2 separate regions of the Homo sapiens genome follow, and region 1 is linked to region 2. The links are chromatin loops, found by intact Hi-C in ENCODE. Cell type or tissue: Caco-2. All regions are shown on one strand. Links, peaks and the distances in the headings refer to the core of each region. The heading gives the core; the rest is flanking DNA. Region 1 overlaps ZCCHC9 (zinc finger CCHC-type containing 9). Region 2 overlaps ACOT12 (acyl-CoA thioesterase 12).

Region 1 (8,341 bases), core at 126-8,125, 62 kb before region 2:
CCAGCTGAGGCAGGAGGATTGGGCCTGGGAGGTCGAGGCTACAGTGAACCATGTGATCAACCGCTGCATTTCAGTCTGGGTGACAAAACGAGAGTTCGTCCTCCAAAAAAACCAAAACCTATCCTCACCTTCCAATAGCCCCTTTTTCAAATTAGCATTGAGAAAATGTCAAAATTATGAAGAAGATGAAGTAGAACAGGTTAAATGTGTGTGGGTCCCTATTACTTGGAAAGGATGTTCTTTATCTATGAAATACTGAAGCACAGGAAAGAGATACATAGGAGTCATACTAGTTAGAGCAGAGTAATAGCAGAATTGAAAGTCCTTGAGACTCCCTAGTCATTGCTTCCTCCCTCCCCCATATTACATTCAGAAGAATGCTGGGGGCAGCAGGTTTCTTTCTCTAATGCCTAGCCCTAGATTTTAAAGTATGTCAGGCAAAGGGGATGAAATACTTGGTATAATTATTTCCCTTCTCTAAGTGAGTTTCCCAAGCCTCCTAGTACACCACTTCATAAGAATGAGGACTTGTTGCTAGTTATTATACTTTTATTTTTTATTAGTATTACTATATGTAGAGCACTGTTTGCACCATTGCAGGCTTAAAATGTTAACAGCCTCTATAAATGTGTCTTTTGGCTGTTTGCAAGATTAGTCTATGCATTGTTATATTTAAAGATAGTTATTTAGAGATAATACTGATGAAACATTCCTTATGGATAAATTTGAATAGAAAGGATAACATTTCTGTTGGTATCAGGATAGAGTTTTGTGTAAGTTAACGATTTTTAAATATTTTAAGTCATTTTAGTTTAGTTGACATAGGCGGTATGGTGAATCACATACCATTTGAAAACATTTACTGTTATGACCGCTTAAGAAAAGCATTATGTTTGTAATTAAGTGGGGAAGGATATTGTTTTTTAAAAAGGGGAGTGCTATATAAATAGTATATGGCTTGTTATGACCTGTTGTTAAATTTACTTCCTTGGTATTTTTTTAATACCTTATACTAAGCATCGGTCCTTAAATGCTAATAAAATGATATGCTATAGAAATTTACAATCAGTGCTTCACAATCCCATCTACATTAAACTTAAGGACCATTCAAAAATGTTGTATTAGGTGATGATTAGGTTTTAAAAGAGAAGGCAGTGAACTAAGGCAGTAGTCTCAGCTTAGTAGAGACCACCTTGACTTCACCAAGAAGCCAAGACTTCTTATGGTGGTGATGCAGGTTTTAGCAGTAGCTTTTCCTGCATTTGTATAATAAATACAGCTTCTTTTTTTTGGACCAGCTCATTCTAAATGTACAAGTTACTGAAGAATTTAAAGGGACTCATTCTTTTTCAATATTTTATTAAGTAGGAAAAAAAGGACAGTTGCAAAATAAATGTTTTATTTTGCTGGTTGAATTTGCTTTTTAAAAAAACCTGTGCTTATTTTGAAAAAACATAATTAAATGACTATTTATTATCCAAGAAATATGTATATCTTTTTCCAGTTTAAATAAAATAGTTTAAATATCTGCCATCTTTGATTATGGTTGATGTTCTCATTTATTGCAGCAAAAAAATTCTTCAAATTTCTGTAAACAACTAACCATTGCTCAGTTTTATGTTGGAGCCAAATAATTCATCTTGGAATAAATTATTCCTTTAAAATGTATTGTGCATATATTCTAAAAATGAAACCTATTTCTGAATATTAAAGAATGTGTATGGCTGGGTGTGGTGGCTCATGCCTGTAATCCCAGCACTTTGGGAGGCTGAGGCAGGTGCATCAGGAGATCGAGACCATCCTGGCCAACATGATGAAATCCCATCTCTACTAAAAAATACCAAAATTAGCTGGGCGTGGTGGTGCGTGCTTGTAATCCCAGCTACTTGGGAGGCTGAGGCAGGAGAATCATTTGAACCTGGGAGACGGAGGTTGCAGTGAGCCGAGATCACGCCACTGCACTCCAGCCTGGTGACAGCGAGATTCTGTCTCAAAAAACAAAAAAGTATTTAGGGTAAAAAACAAGGATATACTTTTTGCTATGAAATATATCTTATGGCCAGGCGTGGTGGCTCATGCCTGTAATCCCAGCACTTTGGGAGGCCGAGGCGGGTGGATCACCTGAGGTCAGGAGTTCGAGACCAGCCTGGCCAACATGGTGAAACCCCGTCTCCACTAAAAGTACAAAAATTAGCCAGGTGGTGGTACACACCTGTAATCCCAGCTACTTGGGAGGCTGAGGCAGGAGAATCACTTGAACCCAGGAGGCAAAGTTTTCAGTGAGCTGAGATTGGGCCACTGCACTCCAGCCTGGGTGATGGAGTAAGACTCCGTCTCAAAAAAAAAAAAAAAAAAAAAAAAAAAAATCTATCTATCTATCTATCTATCTATCTATCTATCTTATGGTTTGAATCATAATTTGAATGGAAATGTCTGACCCAAATTCATTCAATTATGTGAACTTTAAAAGAAATATTAATTTTTTAAAATTTTGAGTACATAATTATATACAAATACAAATTTTGAGTGACAGTTTTTATAGCCACTGTCCATTTCCTATAGAAAATGCCATTTTTCTACTGCAGACATTCCAGTTAATAAAATGAATAGTCCATATTTGCTCAATTCATTTAAGCAATTGCCGTCTACAAAGCCACATATATAACATTGTTCCTGAGATTTATGGATTTATTGATTGAGGTTTTCAAAAGCAATGAAACCCTCTGATGGAAAGGATATCTCGTTGTTTAGGAACGTATGAAAGCTTTTTTCTACAAATATTGAGATTTCAGAAAAATAGCTTAATAAGATGAGAAATGTTTTAAATATGTTTTTGATAACAAGAATTAATAAAGTCACTGGTATAGTTTTGCAGCGTGCCAACCTACGTTTTGTTTTCCTAGGTGTGTTTCCATTGTAGAAAACCTGGTCATGGAATTGCAGATTGCCCCGCCGCCCTTGAAAATCAAGACATGGGCACTGGGATATGTTACAGGTGTGGGTCCACAGAGCACGAAATAACCAAGTGTAAGGCTAAAGTAGACCCGGCTCTTGGTATGTGTTTCTTTCAGTTTTTTGTTTTGTTCATGGGGAAAGCCAATAAATAGCACCTTGGGTATTTTTTTAACACAATTTGTTACGAGTGTGCCACTTAGTATTTGGAAATCATATGAGATTAAATTTTAAGTTATGTAAATATATTTTTTATTCAGAGTATTTTAAAATAATGTTAATTTTATGACTTGCCATATGTATTGTCAACTGAATAGGAACTGTTGATTTTTACAGGCGAATTTCCTTTTGCAAAATGTTTTGTTTGTGGAGAAATGGGGCACCTGTCTAGATCTTGTCCTGATAATCCCAAAGGACTCTATGCTGATGGTAAGTACTGTTACCCTCATATAGCAGAAATGGTGAGTCATCGTGCAGTTGTGATTTAATTTACACTCAATCACAGTTCTTGAATAAATTCTTGAATAAATTGCAAAACCTTGAGAATTACATTATTTTTATCAAGTGCTATCATATGTACTAGGCTTTTTGTGCAATTTGACTTCAGATGTTAATAAAACAAATCAGAAAAAACTAAGGTGTATATTTCCAACTGTGCTTGCTTCATCATTTGTGAGACTATGTCATACATTTCTACTTTTAGACATAACAGAAGCAGAGAGATTATATCTCAAGCTAATATGAGGTTTTTAAAATCGTATTATATATTCAGCCTCAGCCAGCATATCATTTTGGTGGAGGGGTGGGTACAGATGATTCAATATTGTAGTAATGTTTGCTTCTGAATTTTTTTTCTTAGTTATTTGTCTGGTATGGGATCATGTAGCTTTTTTCTCTTTAACTCGGGTAATTAAGGTTCACACAGTAAAGTCTATGCGGTCTAAAGCTTTAAGGCGGAGGTTGTTATCTGTTAATGTGATGGCTGGTGCCATCAGGCTCTAGACGTTTCTTGTGTCATGTCCTGGGTTTCCCTCCTGGAGAAGTCCAGTGAAAAAGCATAGCTTTTGGAGTTGGTCAGACTTGGGTTACAGCGCCAGCACTGCCACTCACTAGCTGGGGGGCTTTGGCCAACTACCAAACTCTGATCTCCGTTTCCTCACCTATAGAGTGGAGATGATAAAACTATATTTTATTGATTCTAAGATGCACAGTTTTTCAATTTTAATCTCTTGGAAATCAGAATGTATCTTACCGTTGGTGGGTCCCATATAATTGACAGCTGTTTTTCTTTCTGAGAGGTATGTGCAATAATGATACATCTTATAATCAGTGGTGTCTTAGAGTTGATGAATTATGGTATTTGCCTAAAGAATTTTTATAAGGATTAAAATGTATTATTCAAGTGCTTCTCTTTCACTATGGCATATAAAGAGGCCAGGGCCTGGAAAATGCTCAGGTGCATTTCAGTTTTGAGCTTATAAAACTGGGTAGATAACATGACTAGTGAGCAAAAATGGCTTTCACTGGTCAACCAAAGTGACTAGCTGTAAAAAAAAAAAAAAAAAAAAAAATTAATGCAGCAAGGAGAGTAGATCCCATAGATGTGAAAATTTGGCCATATTTGCCTGTGTGTGCCTTGATTTTATACCTTGTAATCTTTTGTTTACAATAAGGGGCTTTCTGCGATTTGTTTTAATTTAGAACACTTTAGTAGCAATAGAAACACTGGATACATTTTTGTATGGTACATTTGATGTATATAGAATTAGTACTTTATTTTTAAGAGGTAAAGCATTATGTTGGGGGAAAAGTAGGGTGGGTTTCCACATTTGCATTTTTATGTTAAAAATAAAGTCAAGATTTGGGGGAAAAAAAAAAGAAAATTCAGCCAGATTTGTATCTGATTAGGTCATTTTTCTAAGTCACTTAACATTTCGAGCATGATCAAGATAATGCTTGACCATTAAGCAATAGTGTTTGATCATTAAGTGAAACACTTATTTTAGAAACCACATGTGTTGTAATTCACAATCCTGGAATGTTGTTTAAAGTAGGCAGGTGGGCATTTTTATAGGGTTAGGGTGCCTGGCCAGTGGAAGGCACTGAAACAAAAATTAACTTTATTTCTTTCATAAATGCTTACCCCCATCTGATCTGTACAGTAGAACAGTAGTTTCTAATCTGTTTTTGGGCCATTGACTGTTTGAGAATCTGACATGCTATTCAGGAAAGTGCATCTGCTTACATCTTTTGTTTACAGGTCCAAGGGTTCACAGACTCTTGATTGTCTAAGCATTGTTAAGATCCAGGCTTCTGTGCAATAGCTCTTGAACAAGTGCCTTCCATCATATCTCATTTCTTTTTCCTACTTCTCAAGGCCAGGTGCAAGAAGCAGTGGGTGGGTACAATTTAGTGCTCTGTGAGGTTAAAAGGAATGGAGAATGAATTAATAGGAATAGTGGCACCTCCCTATGATCCTGGTCTAGCTACCTTTACAACTGACAGGGTTGTGAGGATCCAGTAAGATGTGAAAGTGCTTTGAGATGTTAAAAACCCCTTGCAAGTATGAGATGGTATTCAGTGGCTTTGCTCTTTCAATAGGTGGCGGTTGCAAACTTTGTGGCTCTGTGGAACATTTAAAGAAAGATTGCCCTGAAAGTCAGAATTCAGGTGAGATCTCTGGGCCTCTACTTAGAAGGGGTGAGATTAGTATTCCTCTGCGTTTTATTCTGCACTTGTTATTAATAACTCAATTGGGATACTAATGATTTTAAGACAACCTGTTTTCCTACTGTAGCAATGACTTAATCTCTGTCAGCAATAGACACACATAGTATTGAGTAACTGAATAGTTGGGGGAAAAAAGTGACCAGTAAGCCTTAGGGGACCCTGACTTTATAAGACACCTGATTCATAAGCATTTATATTTGCTAACTAATGAATTTAATATAATAGAGCCAATTCTGTTACTTACAGAAAAATATGAATTCACTGAGAAAATAAAAAATATGAAATAACTTTCAATAGCCTTAATATTGAGTGTCCTTATGTATGCTTTGCTTTGTATGTACCTAAAAGATTCAGAGTTGATTGCAGAAACTACCAAAAATATTAAAAATGTGTTATCTACACAGTATCTGGCGATTTTCTTCCTGATGAAATACCAGCCTTATTCATCAAACACTTCAGAGATGTTCACTCTACCTATGGCAGACTTTTAAGGAAGTGGAGATCATTATTACATTAGTTTGCCTGGACTAGAATGATAATCCTATGTGAAGGAAAGCAAGAAGACAGTAGGATAGCCCAGCAGTGCTTCTTATGGAAAGAGCACTTTTTTTTATTTCACGTAGTCACAACACTACGCAAATAAGTCTGCTCATTCTTACTTCCTATCCCTAACATTTAAATTTGAAAACCAAGAGTTCTTATTTACAAGCTTGTCTAGAAGATAGTCTTTAGTACATTGTAGGCAGTGAGATTGAAATGATGAAGTGGAATTTGAATTCTCCCTCCTGGGAGGATTGCCACTTCCCAAATGACAAGACTGACAAGCAGATGTTGTATAATTTCACAGGTGGAATCTTGTGCATTTAAAACTGATGCTTCATAAGCCTTGCTGTTTACAGACTCTTGGAATTCATTGACTCTGTAATGATGAACTCTGGGAAAGAATGAAAGAGCTTTCTCATCAGTTCGTGCATTGCAAAGTAGTTGCTGCATTTCCCTAATTGGGATGAGAAATTGCCTGTGGTACTCTGAAATCAAGGGTTATAATCAATTACAGAATTGCTCACTTTCCTTTAGTGATGGAGTCTTCCCTCCTTGTGATTATTCATATCAAAATGAGTTCCTTTCCCAAACCAATAACAATCTGAGTGGATGCATTTGATTACTGTTTTTCTAACATTCTGATTTTTCTATTCCTTTACAGAGCGAATGGTCACAGTTGGTCGCTGGGCAAAGGGAATGAGTGCAGACTATGAAGAAATTTTGGATGTACCTAAACCGCAAAAACCCAAAACAAAAATACCTAAAGTTGTTAATTTTTGATAACAGCTAGCACTATCATGAGTTACTACCTCATTGTTACTTTCTAAACCAGGCCCGCTTCACGAGTTAGAGTTGAGCTCCCCTGTAGCCAGGACTATGCTGTAGATATCAGTATGATCTGGGTGTGGCCAAAAACAATTTTCTTTATTCTGTCTATCAAATAGTACTTCTACCACTGTTTGGAGAAAATTGAAGAAAAGAATAAGATGATTAAATGAATTCTCTAAAAGAACATATTTTAAGAGACAGAACTTAGACATAACCAAGTAGTTGTATACCTGATTGTAACAATCATCTTTTATAAAAGCAAAATTATGCATAAATGTAAAACACCCCTAAACAAAGGGAACAAATGAATTTTTGGTTATATTGTTTTCTTGGCTCAAAGTATCAATTTATTATTATAATAGAAATTTATAAGTTGCTAGAAAGTCTATATTTTTAAAGTACGGAATAAAAATATGTTTTCTATTAAGCAATAGAAATATTTTTGTGTATAATTTTTCTGAATACTTGATTCTCGATTGAAATATCCATTGTTCGTTAATATCCATGTAACAATCCCATTGGAAACAAGATTTTTTTTGAATCCTAGATGAGAATAAACAGGGATTTGGTTTTTGTTTTAGTTTTGACATAAAGGATTCCAAGTTACTGAAGTTAAAATTGAAATATCTCAGTTTAACAGCAGCTCTTTTTTGCCCTTGATTTTCAAGAGAGAACTTCTAGCCAAAATTCAGTTTTTGTTACTTAACCAGAATGATGGCAGATAACAGATGGTATAATAAACTTAATAGCATTTTGTTCTCATGTTTTAGATGAGTCAGAGTAAGATGGAAGTATCACCATAATAGAGTTAGAACACTAATCAGAGACCCATTAGCTTCTTTGTTTGATTTGATGAATTCATGCATACTTAATACATATATTTCACAAGGCTTAACACTACCATTGTACTGTATAATGGAATGACTCTAGTGGTTTTGTGTTTCATTTGAAATTTTACCTGATTGAATCCATTTGTAACTAAAGGAAACAGCTGTGATTAGTTACTGATGCCTCAAAAGCAAAATATTTACCAAATAAGAAAAGAAACACTTTTCTCTGTTTTCATCTCTGCACAACTCGACAGTTCTAGTCTTAATAGGAGCTGTTCTTTTATTTCAGTGTGAGAGGAAAACATGACAAAATACTGCTCAGCATCCCAGAGCTTAAGGAAATGAGTGCTATTTAGAAGGAATTGCACAAGCCAGGCAGTTGGAAAAGGACAGTAATGCTGCCTTAGTCATCTAGTCCGAACGCACCCAGATTTATTTCACCTGTCCCATCAGGAGCA
Region 2 (8,341 bases), core at 71-8,070:
ATGTGCATGTAAAAGGCATGACAATAACGGCACAAAGGCTGGGACATGGGAAGGGAAGTGTGTGTACTGTTATAAGGTTATTACACTATACTCAAAGGGATATTATATTATTCGAAGGTAGTCTCAGATAAGTTAAGTAGTCATATTGCAAACCCGAGAAAAACATTAAAACCAAAACAAATATGTATAGTTAAAACACCAACAGTGGAGATAAAATGGATTACTAAAAATTACTCTGCTCTAAAAAATGCAGGAAAAGATGGGGACAGGAAGAAACAAAGAACAGATGGAAGAAATAGAAGACAAACAGCCAGATGATAGATTTCAACTCTACCATATAGATAATCAAATGTAAATAGTTTAAATACTCCAGGTAGAAGGCAGAGATTGTTAGAATAAATAAAAAAATAGCATCCAAATATATTCTGTTTATAAGAAACCCACTTACATGTACAAAAAGACAGGTTAAGAGAAAAATGATGGGGAAAAAAACACTAAACCAAAGAAAGCTTGTCTGGCTAAATTAATGTCAGACAAAGTAGATTTTAAAACAAAAACCAGAGATAAAAAGGCAAACTTCATAATGATAAAAGGGTCACAACATCAGGAAGAGTTAAGAATCCTGGCAGGGCACGGTGGCTCATGCCTGTAATCCCAGCACTTTGGGAGGCCAAGGTGAACAGATCACCTGAGGTCAGGAGTTCAAGACCAGCCTGGCCAACATGGTGAAATCCTTTCTCTACTAAAAATACAAAAATTAGCTGGGCGTGGTGGTGCACATGTGTAATCCCAGCTATTTGAGAGGCTGAGGCAAGAGAATCACTTGAACCCGGGAGGCGGAGCTTGCAGGGAGCCAAGATCGCACCACCGCACTACAGCCTGGGAGACAGTTCAAGACTCCATCTCAAAAAATAATAATAATAATAATACAGAAGACTTGAACAACACTGTGAACCAAGTTAGGCTAACTGACATCTGCAGAATACTTCATTGACTATAAGCAACACATTCTTTTCAAGCACATATAGAACATTCACCAAAATAGTCCATATTTTGGGTCATTAAAAAAGTCTAAATAAATTTAAAATAATTGAAATTATACAAATTATGTTCTCTCTCTGCAAAGGAATTAAATTATAAATCAAAAACATAAAGATGTATCTGGAAAAATCATCAGAGATTTGGAAATTAAACAACACACATCTAGACAGACTAGAGGTCAGGGAAGAATTTACAAGAAAAAAAGGACATATTTTGATGCAGGTAAAGCAATATATTGAAGAAAATTTTACGATCTTAAATGCTTATATTTGAAAAAAAGAAAAGTTTAATCAATTTCCCAAGATTCTACCTTAAGACACTAGAAAAAGAAAGGCAAATTAAACCCAAAATAAATAGAATGAGAATAATATAATAACCAACAGCAGAAATCAAATATATTATGCTAAGTAAAATAAATTAGACACAAAAATTATATATACTATATCATTCCATTTATACAAAATACAGTAAAGGGCAAAAAAGAAAAAAAAAAGGGTACTGACCTGAAGTAAATGAGTGGTTGTCACAAGCTGGGGTCTGAGAGAGCTGATTGCAAAGGGGCATAAAGGGGCTTCGTGTAGTGATGGGAACGTTGTATATTACAGTGGTGGTGATCCAACTGTATAACTTTGTCAAAGCTCAGCAAAATGTATACTTAAAATGGGAGAATTTTAATGTTGTAAATTATATCTCAATAAAACTGATTCTTAAAGACATATTCTAAGGACAAAAAAAAAAAAACTCACACTCATATAATGTGCTCTTAGTGCAAATGAGACAATATCATCTATTAATAGTAATGCATCACACACCTTCCAGAGGTGGGAAGAGGGAAGAGACTGATCAGTAGAGTCTGAGAATCCCCTGGAAGTAGGTTTGGCACAGAGCAGAGTTCCTGCTTGCTTTGGATTCAGGGAGAAGTCAGTCATTTATTTCTGCTCAGCAAATTAGCAGAGGGCTGGCCTCAGTTGTGGCAGGAAACTGAAATTGAACAGGAAGACGCTAAAGGACATGTCCAGTTTGAAAAAGTAAAAATAAAAATGTTTAGTTGGCATCTATATTTAAGGAAAAAAATCCAAGAAATTTCTACCAGGTGGTAGAAAGTATGACAAAATTTAGAGGCTGCCTGGTCATGATTTGCAGAAGATGAAAGAGAACAAAATTCTGCACGGCGGATCAGGCCTGGAAAGTCAGTGGAGGCTAGGGTTTACTTTCCCCAGCATCAGAAATCTGTGGTTTCAAACTCACTGGGTTTTACTTTTGTTTTCTTAGCTTTTAGATAAGCCTCCTTTAGAAATTCTAGCCTGTCTTAGGGAAGAGGAGGAAAAGGAGAAATGTAAAGGAGGTTTTATCTATATTTGGACTGTCTATCAGGAGAATGTGTGGCCCTCAGGAGACAGGCCAAGCCCAGAGGCTCCTGTGTGCAAAGGCTAAGAGCCCCACAGTTGAATAAACGCTCCAGAAACACCATTTGCTGACAGAGCTTGTTTTCTTCACGACATTTCCTTTCTGCTTTCTTCAAGTGCTTTGTATTCTGCTTATTTGGATACTGCTAGAAAGTGAACACATCAGCCAGGCACAGTAGCTCACGCCTGTGATCGATCCTAGCACTTTGGGAGGCCAAGGTGGGCAGATCATGAGGTCAGAAGATTGAGATCATCCTGGCCAACATGGTGAAACCCCATCTCTACTAAAAATACAAAAATTAGTGGTGGCATGCACCTGTAATCCCAGCTACTCGGGAGGCTGAGGCAGGAGAATCACTTGAACCCAGGAGGCGGAGGTTGCCGTGAGCCGAGATCTTGCCATTGCACTCCAGCCTGGCAACAGAGTGAGGCTCTGTCTCAAAAACAAAAGCAAAAACAAAAAAAAAGAAAGTGACCACATCAGGGTAAAGCCACCACCAATGGCATGGTTACTGTCAAAACAGTTGTTATAACTGAACTGTGTTCCCCCTTCCAAATTCTTATGTCCTAACCCCCAGTACCTTAGAATGTAAATGTGGAAATAGCACTGTTGCAGATGTAATTAGTTAAGATGAGGCCAGACTGCGGTGGGGCAGGCCCCTAATCCAATATGACCGATATCTTTATAAAAAGGGGAAATTTGGAAGCAGACACCCACACAAGGAGAACACGTGAAGATGAAGGCAGAGATCGGGTGATGCAGTGGAAGCCAAGAAATACCAAAGACTACAGAGAGCCATGGGAGGGTAGGAGAGCAGCATGAACAGATTATCCCTCCAGCCCTCAGAGAAACCATCCTTGCCCATATTTTGATGTAGGACTTCTAGCTCCCAGAACCGTGGGACACTACTTTTCTGTGTTTAGGCCACCCAGTCTGTGGTGCTTTGTTACGGCAGCCCTAACAAATGAATACAAACTCTTCCATGTCTTCATGCCCAGAGATTGAAGGGACTGATCCTGAGCAACCTGGGAGGTACAATATGAGATCCAGCAACTCCTTTCCTGCTAATTTAACCTGAATGGAGATCTCAAGAGCCCCTGAGAATCCAGTATTCACAATGGTAGAGAAAATAAAATCAAGTGGATGCAGAATAAAAATCTTCTAAATTTACCTTCTTACTAAAGTCCAGTTATCCTGCTTTTAAAAAACTAGTTAATCATGGGACTAGTTTCTGTCAGAGGTTGAGGGGATGGAGAACAAACAGAATTAGAATAATAGTAGAGTCAGCATAATTAAGAAATAAAAACCATGCTTTATAAAGAATTAAGACTGTCCTTTTCTCTTGCAGGTTTACTTTCTGTATATCCTTCTATGTAGAAATAGTGTACTGTATCATGTTTAAATGTGTTGGTTTTTTTTGTTGTTGTTGTTTCTTAAGAGACAAAGTCTTGCTATGTCACCCAGGCTGGAATGTTGTGGTACAATCAAAGCTCATTGTAGCCTCAAACTCCTGGGCTCAAGCAATCCGCCCACCTCCGTCTCCTGAGTACCCAGGGCTACAGGCACTTACCACTGTGCTGGCTAATTTTTTTTTTTCTTCTTAAAGATTGGGTCTTGCTATCTTGCCCAGGCTGGTGTGGAACTCCTGGTCTCAAGTGATCTTCCTGTCTCAGCCTCTCAAAGTGCTGGGATTATAGGTGTGAGCTACCATGCCTGGCCATGTTGAATTTTAGCTGGGAAACAGTGGAAACATCTGCTGCTTATTATTTACCTGTGACCTGACTACACATTCCAGAGCCTTCTGAAATAGAGAATCTCACTAACTCCAAATATTAGTCTAGGCCTCCTGCTCTACCCTTTGTAAACAATGAAGAAGTGAGCACCAACAGGCAGATGTTTGAAAAGGTGCCTCTTACCTCCATGCTTGTGCTGAATGCTCTAGTAACTTTTGCTTTGATGGTTATAACTTGTCCAACTCTAGGGAAAAACAAACAAAAAAACCTCAGTAGTTTTAGCACATTTCATTTCAGATAAGACTTAAAGATTACTTAAATGCATGCCATAAAGCAGTTCCACCTTATCATGCTGATAATTTTCATGCATGCGAAATTCAGGTTAATGATAATGGAAAAAGACAACACTTAAAAACAAAGGCCGATAACTGTAAACCACACTTATGGTGTTAGCGGACCACCAATATTTAAACAGAAAAGAGACTTTGCAGAGATAGTGTGCGACATGACTCCAAATCGGCAACACATACTGACTATACAGCAGCTGTTTCCCCAAGAGAAGTTAAGGAAAATACACCAGCAAATCTATACAGCTGGTATTTATTTTTGAATGTTAGTTAATACATAAATGGACAAATATACAAAAAGGCAAGCAAGCAAACTGATCAGCTTCAGTAGGTTTGTATGGGCCCTCAATGATGCTAGGTGGTCTACTCACTTCCTACTATTATTGAAACTTCGATCATGTAACCTGAAGTTGTTCCAAAACTTTTGTATTCAGGCCCTTCAGTCAGCTCTAATTCCTTCCCCTTAGCAGAAGGTAAGAGGTAACCCAATAGAAGCCCCCTGGATTTTTCTTCCTTAACTTCAATGTTAAACTGCATTTGCACCTTTCTCTTTGCTCTTCTGTTTCAGGGAAAGAGGGATCTCTTGAGACCTAATCTCTTTCTTTACCTGTGCCATTGGTCCCATCCTCCAGTGGCCCTGTCCCCTCCCTTGTTGGCTCTGCCTCATCAGCTCTGTTCTCTTTTCTGCCTTCAATCTCTGCCTCTTCCCTGAATCTCCATCAGTCTATGACAATGCTCAAAGCTTCTCCTTTCTAAAATTTTTCTCTCAAACCTATTCTATCTCAAGTTGCTTTTCTTTTCTTCAATTCAAACTTCCTAAAAACATCGTTTATTTTTCTGACTTATACATTTCACTAATGTTTACTGAGTTAATTGGCATTTTACTGAGTAGTCCTGGCATTAAGCCAGGTCTAAAGATACAGTGATGAATAAGACAAAACTACTGACTTCAAGGAGACCAATCTTTCCTTGGGATGCTGGGATGTAAATAGATAAAGCCCAAAAGATTACCAAGGAATTATTGATAATTCATTAACAATAAAAAATCCCTGTCATTAATTAAATGAAATTTAATGTTTCTCAGTGTGGCCATACTAATAACAATGACTACTCTCTACTGAATGTTGTGTGTAAATCAGGCACCATGGGATTTGCTGGCAAGATGGCCGAACAGGAGCAGCTCCAGTCTGCAGCTATCAGCGAGATCGATGCAGAAGGGGGGTGATTTTTCTGCATTTCCAAATGAGGTACCCAGTTCATCTCATTGAGACTGGTTGGACAGTGGGTGCAGCCCATGGAGGGTGAGCCGAAGCAAGGTGGGTCATCACCCTACCAGGGAAGTGCAAGGGGTCAGGGGATTTCCCTCCCCTAGCCAAGGGAAGCCATGAAGGACTGTGCTGTGAGGAATGGTGCACTCTGGCCCAGATACTGAGCTTTTCCCATGGTCTTTGCAACCCGCAGACCAGGAGATTCCCTCCGGTGCCTAGGCCATCAGGACCCTGGGTTTCAAGCACAAAACTGGGCGGCCATTTGGGGAGACACCGAGCTAGCTGCAGGAGTGTTTTTTTCATACCCCAGTGGTACCTGGAACACCAGCAAGACAAAACCATTCATTCCCCTGGAAAGGGGGCTGAAGCCAGGGAGCCGAGTGGTCTGGCTTGGCGGGTCCCACGCTCACGGAGCCCAGCAAGCCAAGATCCACTGGCTTGAAATTCTCGCTGCCAGCACAGCAGTCTGAGATCAAACTAGGATGCTCGAGCTTGGTGAGGGGAGGGGCGTCCACCATTGCTGAGGCTTGAGTAGGCAGTTTTACCCTTACAGTGTAAACAAAGCCACCAGGAAGTTCAAAGTGAGCAAAGCCCACCACAGCTCAGCAAGGCTGCTCTGGCCAGACTGCCTCTCTAGATTCCTCCTCTCTGGGCAGGGCATCTCTGAAAAAAAGGCAGCATCTCCCTGGGACAGAGCACATGGGGGAAGGGGTGGCTATGGGCGCAGCTTCAGCAGACTTAAATGTCCCTGCCTGATGGCTCTGAAGACAGCAGCAGATCTCCCAGCACAGCGTCCGAGCTCTGATAAGGGACTACACTGCCTCCTGAAGTGGGTCCCAGACCCCCGTGTATCCTGACTGGGAGACACCTCCCAGTAGGGGCCGACAGACACCTCATACAGGATAGCTCTGGCTGGCATCTGGCAGGTGCCCCTATGGGACAAAGCTTCCAGAGGAAGGAACAGGAGGGAATCTTTGCTGTTCTGCAGCCTCTGCTGGGAATACCTAGGCAAACAGGGTCTGGAGTGGGCCTCCAGCAAACTCCAGCAGACCTGCAGCAGATGGGCCTGACTGTTAGAAGGAAGACTAACAAACAGAAAGGAATAGCATCAACATCAACAAAAAGGACATCCACTCAGAGACCTCATCTGAAGGTCACCAGCATCAAAGACCAAAGGTAGATAAACCCATGAAGATGGGGAGAAAACAGCGCAAAAAGGCTGAAAATTCCAAAAACCAGAATGCCTCTTCTCCTTCAAAGGATCACAACTCCGTGCCAGGAAGGGAAAAAAACTGGATGGAGAATGAGTTTGATGAATTGACAGAAGAAGGCTTCAGAAGGTAGGTAATAACAAACTCCTCCAAGCTAAAGGAGCATGTTCTAACCCAATGAAAGGAAGCTAAGAACCTTGAAAAAAGGTTAGAGGAATTGCTAACTAGAATAACCAGTTTAGAGAGGAACATAAATGACCTGATGGAGCTGAAAAACACAGCACGAGAACTTCATGAAGCATAAACAAGTATCAATAGCTGAATCAATCAGGCAGAAGAAAGGATATCAGAGATTGAAGATCAACTTAATGAAATAAAGTGAGAAACAAGATAAGAGAGAAAAGAATGAAAATAAACAAACAAAGCCTCCAAGAAATATAGTACTATGTGAAAAGACTAAATCTACGTTGGTTTGGTATACTTGAAAGTGATGGGGAGAATGGAACCAAGTCGGAAAACACTCTTCAGGATATTATCCAGGAGAACTTCCCCAACCTAGCAAGACAGGCCAACACTCAAATTCAGGAAACACAGAGAATACCACAAAGGTACTTCTTGAGAAGAGCAACCCTAAGACACATAATTGTCAGATTCACCAAGGTTGAAATGAAGGAAAAAATGTTAAGGGCAGCCAGAGAGAAAGGTCAGGTTACCCACAAAGGGAAGCCCATCAGACTAACAGCGGATCTCTCTGCAGAAACCCTGCAAGCCAGAAGAGAGTGGCGGCCAATATTCAACATTCTTAAAGAAAAGAATTTTCAACCCGGAATTTCATATCCAGGCAAACTAAGCTTCATAAGCGAAGCAGAAATAAAATCCTTTACAGGCAGGCAAATGCTGAGAGACACTGTCACCCCCAGGGCTGCCTTACGAGAGCTCCTGAAGGAAGCACCAAACATGGAAAGGAACAACCGGTACCAGCCACTCCAAAAACATATCAAATTGTAAAGACCATTGACACTATGAGGAAACTGCATCAACTAACAGGCAAAAGAATCAGCTAGTATCATAATGACAGGATCAAATTCACACATAACAATATTAACCTTAAATGTAAACAGGCTAAATGCCCCAATTAAAAGACAGACTGGCAAATTGGATAGAGTCAAGACTTATCAGTGTGCTGTATTCAGGAGACCCATCTCCCGTGCAAAGACATACATAGGCTCAAAATAAAGGGATGGAGGAATATTTACCAAGCAAATGGAAAGAAAAAAAAAAAAGCAGGGGTTGCATCCTAGTTTCTGATAAAACAGACTTTAAACCAACAAAGA

The links. Peaks named below come from ENCODE experiments on the same cell type or tissue, not always from the same donor. Only the 100,000 strongest peaks of a DNase experiment are listed, where the experiment ranks them.
Region 1: a loop joins it to region 2, with 5 times the contacts of the local background. A loop is called at or near these places in 3 of 110 quality-filtered maps.

The regions. Positions count from the first base shown.
Region 1 is chr5:81,305,658-81,313,998 of GRCh38, forward strand. It overlaps ZCCHC9 (zinc finger CCHC-type containing 9), which reads left to right. Exons shown (of 6, transcript NM_001131035.2): 3 at 2,904-3,054; 4 at 3,289-3,381; 5 at 5,554-5,622; 6 at 6,887-7,640. The coding sequence ends at 7,005. It also overlaps a transcript of ACOT12 not described here. Among named protein-coding and RNA genes, the nearest start is that of ZCCHC9, 8.2 kb to the left of the region's middle. In Caco-2, for the core only: no CTCF peak of the experiment used is centred there; no DNase peak of the experiment used is centred there.
Region 2 is chr5:81,367,386-81,375,726 of GRCh38, forward strand. It overlaps ACOT12 (acyl-CoA thioesterase 12), which reads right to left. Exons shown (of 15, transcript NM_130767.3): 3 at 4,365-4,425. Among named protein-coding and RNA genes, the nearest start is that of ACOT12, 23 kb to the right of the region's middle. In Caco-2, for the core only: no CTCF peak of the experiment used is centred there; DNase peaks (open chromatin) are centred at 2,456 and 4,336.